Linked DNA regions of Mus musculus: region 2 is linked to region 1. Evidence: chromatin loops called from intact Hi-C (ENCODE). Cell type or tissue: heart. All regions are shown on one strand. Links, peaks and the distances in the headings refer to the core of each region. The heading gives the core; the rest is flanking DNA.

Region 1 (4,392 bases), core at 206-4,205:
TCCAGAAATACAACCAGACCATGAGCCTTCCTGAAGGCAAAACCTGGAGCCCCCTAACTCTCCCAAATAGTCTGCAATTGAGCAGAAAGGGCCATATGATCATTTGACAAACCCCTTGGGATTGGTGTATGTAAGCAACTGTCCTGAGAACTCACAGAACGGATAAAGTTCTCCATGGTAGTCAGGGCTGGGCAGTGTGAGGAAGGGCTGGCCCTACTGCAAGTCTACTACACGGAGTTTCTCTTCAGCTGGCCAGTTAGAAAACCTGGATTTCCGGTATCCCAATCTGGAAATCAAGGATGTTCTCTTCCCACAGAGAACCAGGATGGGGTGTGTCACAACACCGGGGTCAGACTTTGGCTCAGGCACCACGCCAAAACCCAGCACACGAATGACGGGTGATGGGAACAGATAAAATTCCAGCTGTGGACAGAACAGTATGAGAGATGTGAGGGAGAAAATGCTCCGGCATGAGGGCCTTGGAGCTCTCCAAGCCAGCCGTGGTCCTCAAGTGACCTAACAGAACTGGGAGTTAGGAGAGAAGGAGGCTCTGGGAGAAGAGAAGAGGCGGGGCCATCAGGACACACACTGGGATTACATCAGTATATTATCCGGAAACATATCTGTCCCTGCTGAGTCACCACACTGACGACAGAGTACTCTGTCTGGGCTCTGGGAGAACGGTCTGTCATCCTTGCTCAGTTTAGGAGCAGCAGCACCTCCTCAGGGAGACAGGCCACTCCTGTGCCTCCAGGCTTCTGCATGCTTCCGCCGGAAAAGGGCTTGACAGGGGACAGGAGATGTCCTGAAGGAGGCTTAGTCTGGTGACTTCAGGCTGGCATGACTCCCTAGTACTGGCTCTGAGGAGTTTAGGAGTGAGGCTCTTTTACCTGGGTGCTCTGCAAACTTAGAGACAAGTAGTAAGAACCCTGCTAACGCTTTCTACTCATAAGGACTCATGTCCTATGGACAATCTGACCTCATGAAAAGACTTGACCTTAGACCTGCTATCTGTGGCAAACTAGGCTTAATGGCCCTTTTCAATTTATGTTCATCCAATACTGGACGGATGAGGGAGAAGTGTGGAACAGATCTTATCTAAGGCAGCTCTGAACATCATGAGACAGTGGGCAAACGGCTCTCAGTAGAGGATAGCAACACACAGAAACGCCCTGGGGAGCGCTGTTTCTCCCATGTTCTTGCCTTCCGAGTGCAAAGAGGAAAAACAGTGTTTAGAAGGAAAGGTTTGAAAAGACAAATGAAGCCTTTCTCTCCAGCTCTGGCTGCTGAGAGTGAATGAAAGCTGTGGGCGCCCTGAGAGGTAGCACGGGACTTCTGCTCTGCTACGAAGGAAGGCAAGCCGGTGGCTGAGCTCTGCTTTTCTCTAGCTGCTCAAAATACGATTTTATAAAAGAAAGGTAGGGATTATTACATATATGCTATGTTCTTTAAGCAGATTTCCCCCCAAATAACATCATTATAAAATGCCTAGTTTCAGCTGGCGATTGTATGTCTAAGCTAGCCATTTCCACATGCAGTATTTTATTTGAATTTACTACATTTATCAGAGGAAACTTGTAGTAAACCTATGTTGTAGTGGACAAACAGTAATTATCTATGGTTACTTAAATTTTAGTATTTAATAAAAGTGTTTAAAGTAGAGCTGGCAAACATGAGACCTGATGCACCAAGGAGAGAACATTACAATTTGGAGCCTCTCGCCTTCCCACCAGCAGAGCTAAGGTAGTCTACCACTTGGTGGCGGCATACCTGAGTTGCCAAAAGTCTTTAAGGAAGGCAGCCTCTGTATAAAACCAGTGTCCAGGAGCATCAGTATCTCGTGGATGCTTGAGAGCATACACTACTCTGAAGGCCAACGAAGGGCAGAGCAAAAAACCTAACCAATGATGATTCTGGGAAGTAATGAATGGGAAATGTGCTGGCAATGTCCCTGAAATGGGGGGAGGGAACAGCACCAAATCTGTTGCCAAGGAAGAAAAGCAACCCCCTTACTGCTGCTCAGCATCTGTATTCAAGGATGCTGCTCCTTGTTTCCATCACACCCACTGAATGAGTCCTGGCTAAATTCAAATCACCCTGATTACCTAGCATGAACGTCAGGAAGGCCTGAATGCACTGGGTCTTATTTCTTCTGACATTGAAGTTTACCTAATCAAGGTTACAGCGGACACACTTCAGCCTCTTAATCAGCCTGCTCGGGAAGAGCTATGGACTCCAGCAGCTTAAATGAGATGTTAAAGACCACACCCGAGCTACCCAGAGTTGAACTCCCAGGATGCCTCACATTCTCCATAGAGGGCAAATGAGGTCTCTAGTTCAGCTGGGCATAGAGAGCTTGGCAGCTTTCGCTGAGCCAAGGCAGGGATTGACAATTCAGCTAGCTGACAAATGAAAACAGAAATGGAGAGAGAGAAGATAAAAAGAAAAACCCAAAGATTCACCAAGGACACAAAAATCTGGCCTTTGCTGTATATCACACCAGCTCTGAACACTACTGTGAGGCCTCTGTTAAGGGGCCATGCTGTAAGTAAGGATGTCCTTTGCCTCGAAGACTCAGAAGCACAAGTCCTGTGATCAACCCCTAGCCTTTACACAGCCAGGATCAGGCCTAGCTGTGTAATGTGTGCTAGGTTTTCTTCACAATGGTGGGGACAATGTTTGGACAGTGTTTCCTGGACAGCGGTGATCAGATGCCCTTAATCTTCATGCCAAAGTAAGGATCAGAAATTGAAGCCAGTCACACTGGGAGTATAATTCAGGAATCTTGAAAGCAATGTGATGATTTGTCTTATTCACTATAAGATTCCCATGACTGCCACAAATCTATACCACCCCTTTCCCCCCCCCAAAAAAAAACCAAACCAACGCAAAACAAAACAACCCACCTAAATCTATAGGCAACTGAGAAAAGGTGGGGCTGAAGAAGTCGCCTTCCCCAGGGAAGAATGCACCAATTGGCTGACCAGTCCCAAATAGCCAGCCTGGGAAACACACACAGGTAGCATTGTGTGGACTGAACAGGTCATACATAGGAATGTGTATGTGTATGTGTGTGATAACAGTTAGAGAAGGCCATGAATTTGAAGTTGAACAGGGAGGGAGGGAGGGAGGGAGGGAGGGAGGACTTTATGGGAGGGTTTGGAGGGAGGGAAGTGGGAAATATTGTAATTATCATCTCAAAAATTAAAAACAGAAAGAAAGCACTGAAGATGCAGATAAAGGCTTATGTGTAACGATGTTTCCAACGGTGTTTTGGATAATTTAGACGTCTACTGTACTAGCTTAGTGTGTTGTCAACTTGACACATGCTAGTTTCACTTGGGAAGAGGAAACTCCATGTGTTCTATAACAGTGACTTGTGGGCATACCCGTGGGGCATTTTCTTGATCAATGACTGATGTGGAAGGGTCTAGCCCACTGTAAGCGGAGCCACTTCTGGGTGTGTGGTCCTGAGTTATACAAGAAAGCTTCGAGCAAGCCAGTGAGCGGGAACCCTGTGCTTGACTCTCTGCCTCCGGGTTTCTGCCTTGACTTCCTGCTCTGATTTTTCTTCCTAATGGGTTGTGATTGGAACTATAAGCTGAAATAAACTCTTTCCTCCCCAAGTTGCTTTTGGTCATGGTGTTTTATCATAGCATTAGAAACCCTAAGACACTTCTGTTGGAGTTAATTTAGTTAGATATGATACATCCCATGATACAACTTTACCGTGTTAAGAAACTGTTTTGTGGTACAAAATGAAGTGAAAATAGAGTAAATGATATGATTCACTATTTTTTTTCAAAGCTCTAAAACACAGGAAGGAAACATAACAATACATTAACTCTTATTATCTGTAGGCGGTAGAGCTATAAGTGCTTTCCAAAAGATTTTTTACTTTTTCATTTTTTTAAATAAAAAATCACTAGATATACCTTTCCAATTTAAAAAGAGGGCCAAACATTAGACATATACACTCATCCCTTCAGCATCTACCACAGGCGTACTCTATCCTGTATCTTTACCACCATGACTTACGTATAGTTCTATCCTTAACTTTGACCAAACAGTTCAAGGGACACCATGATTAGGCAAGATAAAGAACTGCCACTTGCAGCCAGCTGTTTCTGTTTGAGGAGATTGTGTGTGTCACCCAGGTGAACCCTCACACACACTGTGGTTCACAGGAGATGAAGGGTTGGTGAGCACACCCACACTCCTGCAGAAGGCAGCTCTTCTGGGCTAGAAGCCCCCACAGAATCTTCATGTGTGTCCATAACTTTTCTCAAGCCTACTCTGCCTCGGAATTAGCACACGATTTCCTTCTACAAGGTCAGCGGCAGTGTCCTCTCTATGAGGCGCGTGGAAGACACGTGGAGCAGACACAATAAC
Region 2 (4,392 bases), core at 263-4,262, 120 kb after region 1:
TCTTTACGACTGAACGAAACTCCACAGAGGAGTTGGGGAAATGGCTCGGTTGGTAAAGCGCTTGTCAAGCAAGCATGAGAATCTAAGTTTAGATGCCCAGTACCTACGCAAAAGCCAGGCATGGTGGAGCACATCTGTAATTTTAGCACTGGGGAGGTGGAGGCAGGAGGATTCCTGGAGCTTGTTGACAGCTACTCTTGGCAAATTGATAAGCTCCAAGTTCAGTGAGATGCGGTCCCCAAAAATAAAGAGCAATAGCGAAAAAAGAGAAATTACATCACTAGCCTGTGACCTTTAATATTCTCAATGTTCTCTCTCTTTCTCTTTCTCTCTCTCTCCCCCCCCCCATTGAAACCACTCTCTTTCTTCTCTCCCCAGAGATGACTTTATAGATGCTTTGCTTCTTTATACATATAACTTTTTATTCTTCCACCCTCCATATGCTCAGGGGAAAAGGTTTTTTTCCTATAGCCCCTATAGCCTTAGCTCATAGCAGCAGGACCACAGAAAAACCCCTGTCCATATACTGACCAGTCTTCTCTCACTCTGGACTATGCAGATCAGAATGAAGTCCAAGATGTCTGAATTCTGACCTTTCATCTGTCACTTGATCTCCCATCTTTCACTCCCCCGATTCTGCAGAGGACTGAAGATGGAATGGCAGAGCAAGAGGAGGGATCTACTCGGTGATGAGCAGATGTTAATGTGAACTCCAGAAAGGATAGAGGTGACTTAGCTTCAAAGCAGAAAGAAGCCTAGGATCACAGCCCCAGGTGCTTTGGTGGCTAGGAGAAACCCCAGCACAAGTATGAACAGCTCACCACCTGGCTCTACCTCCAATACCAAGGGTCCAGCTCGTCTCATCAGAGCCCCCAGTGCTGGAATGCAGAGGACACAGGGCTTACTTAGGTTAAGAAAAACGCTGACACCATTGCATACACTAGCAAGATTTTATCGAAAGGACCCAGATGTAGCTGTCTCTTGTGAGACTATGCCGGGGCCTAGCAAACACAGAAGTGGATGCTCACAGTCAGCTATTGGATGGATCACAGGGACCCCAATGGAGGAGCTAGAGAAAGTACCCAAGGAGCTAAAGGGATCTGCAACCCTATAGGTGGAACAACAATATGAACTAACCAGTACCCCAGATCTCTTGACTCTAGCTGCATATGTATCAAAAGATGGCCTAGTCGGCCATCACTGGAAAGAGAGGCCCATTGGACATGCAAACTGTATATGCCCCAGTACAGGGGAACGCCAGGGCCAAAAAAAAAGGGAATGGGTGGGTAGGGAAGTGGGGGGGGAGGGTAAGGGGGACTTTTGGGATAGCATTGGAAATGTAATTGAGGAAAATATGTAATAAAAAAATATTAAAAAAAAAGAAAAAAAAAACCAGGCTAGAACCCTACTATGCACAGCATTATATAAACCAAACAACTTGGGCATGACACTAGACTGTTTGCCTCAGTTTCTTGATTTGTAAAACATTAGCTATACTAGTGTAGGGGCTGATATGAAGATGTTCCTATAATATTCTGGCAAATAAAAAGAATCTATATCCTAAACAAACAAACAAAACCAAGTTATAATACAATCATTATCACTGGACTATATTCCCAGGTTCTTTTTTTTTTAATTAAAAGGTCTAGACAGTTTTATCTTCATTTTTTATTTATTCCTTGAAATTTTCATAGATGTATAAAATGTATCTTGATCATATCCACCCTTCACTATGCCCCTCCAACTCTCCTCAAGACCCATTCCCCAGCAAATCTCCCTCCAACTTCACTTCCTTCTTTTATAACATCTTAATTTTAACCCACTGAGTCCAATTAATGTTGCTCGTATGCACATGGGCAAGAACAACCTTCCAATGGCCACTCTCTCAGCAGCCAGCAGCTCCATGAGTTCTGACCAAGCCTATAGTACCAGTCAAGAAGTCCTTCCTGTTGAGTAAGCCTCAAATCCAATCAAGGGAGAAGTTGGTTACCACCATAAGCACCCTTCCCACTATTACTGGTCAGTTCAAGAGTGATTTCTCTGTGTCCTGCAACCCATGTATGTATGGTCTGTTTAACAATCCAGTCTTCCCATCTAGTTCTGCTGGCCAGCCAGGAGCAATGGCAGCCTATATTGCTTTAGATGCCTCAGGGCCTCTCTGATTAATATATCATAGAGATGTAACCTGTGCCTGACACTGAGATTCTCATTCAATCACTGTCCTCGTTTGAGCCTCTGTTTCTATGATAAAATGCCAACTAAAACCAACTTGATAGAGGAAAGGATTTATCTGGCTTACACTTCTACAATACAGTACCACACCCAGATAAATAGATTTTTATCTTGAAAAACGCACCCCTAACTTTGCTGACAACCTATTCTTCCACACTGAGAAATGTTCCTGGTCTTGGATCTGCTCCTAGAAACCAATTTAAATTTATGAAGCTTCTGGTACTTATGATAAAGTGAAAGTAAATCTAACTGAAGTAAAGACCTACATTCCCATGACAACTTGCTCACTCCCAACTCATATGTTACCCTGGCTCTAGCTCCTTAAAGAAACCCTTGGCTATTCAGAAGTACCAGGACAGAACTTAAAAAGCAGAGGAAGAAAAAAAAAACATTAAATCAAGGAACATACCCTCAACAGCCAAGGTCAACACCCAGGAGGGGCAGCAGTGCTGCAGGGCTTCTACTGTGGCGGAAAGACTCCACCCATTTAGCACTTTGAACAGAAGTTCCTTCCCAACTGGAAGCACAGAGCTACTAAGCTGGCATATACCCAAAACAGAGAGGTGGGTAAAAATAAAGTTACCACTGCTCCCTTGAGAAGGCCAGGAAGAGAACATATTGAAACAATCATGGCCTGCAGCCCTGCTAACACCCAGGCGACTAAGTGACCTCAGCCAGGAGACATTGAGCAACGTTGCCTTGCTTACTGGGATCTCCCAATGGCAGCCCAATAGGGGTAAAGCCCCTAGTCTCCATCAGCCAGTGTTGCCAGCTTTCTGTCTCATTCCTGTCTTTCCTCATACGCACTCATAATATATACAGACATAGCTCTTTCACGTGAACATTATTTCCCCTACTCTCCTCTCTTCTGTGCTCTGCCTTCATAGGTCCATTTCCCTCTCATCCTTAAGATCATCTAAGTCCAAGTCCACAGAGAGTATTTTCTTCGCTGCTTTCATGGTACCTTCCAACCATGCATCCCTTCCCTTCATCACTGTTTCCATTTTGCTCATAAAAGAGCTTGTGTGGTTATTCCTATTCAATAGGCATTTGTTGAGTAAGTTACACTGCCTCATAATCAAGGACTTTTCTAACTGAACCAAATAAGTATCCGCAACAGAGACAAGAGAGCACTGGCTTGGGCTTCAGATCTTTTATTCTCCTGTGGTAACTCAGCCCTTAAAAACCCTCATACTTGCACATTCCCAGGGCTTGCTCTTGCTCTCAAGCATCCTGCCAACCACACCTGCTGGCCTCTGGTTGAAGCTGCCTCCCATTGGTAAAGAATGTGTAAAGCACATAGGCTCCAAGGCTCTCAAATCCCAACTTTGTAAGTGCCTAACATCCTGAGTCCTTAGGAGTCTTCACTAGACCCCATCAAGCCCTGAGAGCAGCCTAGTCCATCTTCCCCACTCTGTGTTCACAAGCTCAGCACCATCTGCCCCTAATGAGAGCAGCTCCCTCAGCCTATGCACAGTGACCCTCTCCGAGATGCCCAGAATATTGTCTAGAGAAGAACATATGTGCAAGAGAGCTCATGATGTCCCTATACCCATTTGCCTTTCCCCACATCATACAAACAGGTACCAATGGGTGCCTGCCTTCCAGATGAATGGCCAGAAGTGAACAGCAAGAGATAAAACCAACCAGCTATGGGAGTTTTCAGCTGGAGTGGTCAATGGCCCCTCTATCAGATTACACCTGGGGTAACAGGGGAAGTTTAGGAGTGTCCAGTCACTGAGCTAGCAAAGGCATTTTAAGATTAACTGGCATTTGTGGTGTGTGTGTGTGTGTGTGTGTGTGTGTGTGTGTGTGTGTGTGTTTCATCTGAGGACTCAAGGGAACCTGGGAGGGCCTGGTAGCATGGTCCACCCAGAGCTTAAAGCAGGGTAATAAAAACTACATCCTACAGATGACTATAATTTATCTCTGACATAAATTCTCTCAATTTAATGTTTCAGACCTGGACTATCTCCACTCTTTCTGAAGTGGCAGCTACAATCACTTTTACTGCCTAAAAAGAGGACTCTCTTTAACATTTGACCTGGGATCTACTCTCTATCTACCAGCCCCTTCAAGAGTTCTAACTACCTCAGCCGCTCCCTCCATAGGTTAAGATTGAATTTCACTACCACCCTTGGATCCTTCAGGCCTGACGTG

The links. Peaks named below come from ENCODE experiments on the same cell type or tissue, not always from the same donor. Only the 100,000 strongest peaks of a DNase experiment are listed, where the experiment ranks them.
Region 2: it touches region 1 in a loop (5-fold over the local background); 2 of 42 quality-filtered maps call a loop at or near these places.

The regions. Positions count from the first base shown.
Region 1 is chr16:34,371,951-34,376,342 of GRCm38, forward strand. The region is part of intron 3 of Kalrn (kalirin, RhoGEF kinase); the gene reads right to left. Among named protein-coding and RNA genes, the nearest start is that of Kalrn, 140 kb to the right of the region's middle. In heart, for the core only: CTCF peaks have their summits at 716 and 1,755 (motif pointing right); a DNase peak (open chromatin) is centred at 481; H3K27ac peaks cover 384 bases.
Region 2 is chr16:34,491,312-34,495,703 of GRCm38, forward strand. The region is part of intron 1 of Kalrn (kalirin, RhoGEF kinase); the gene reads right to left. Among named protein-coding and RNA genes, the nearest start is that of Kalrn, 21 kb to the right of the region's middle. In heart, for the core only: a CTCF peak has its summit at 2,671; a DNase peak (open chromatin) is centred at 2,700.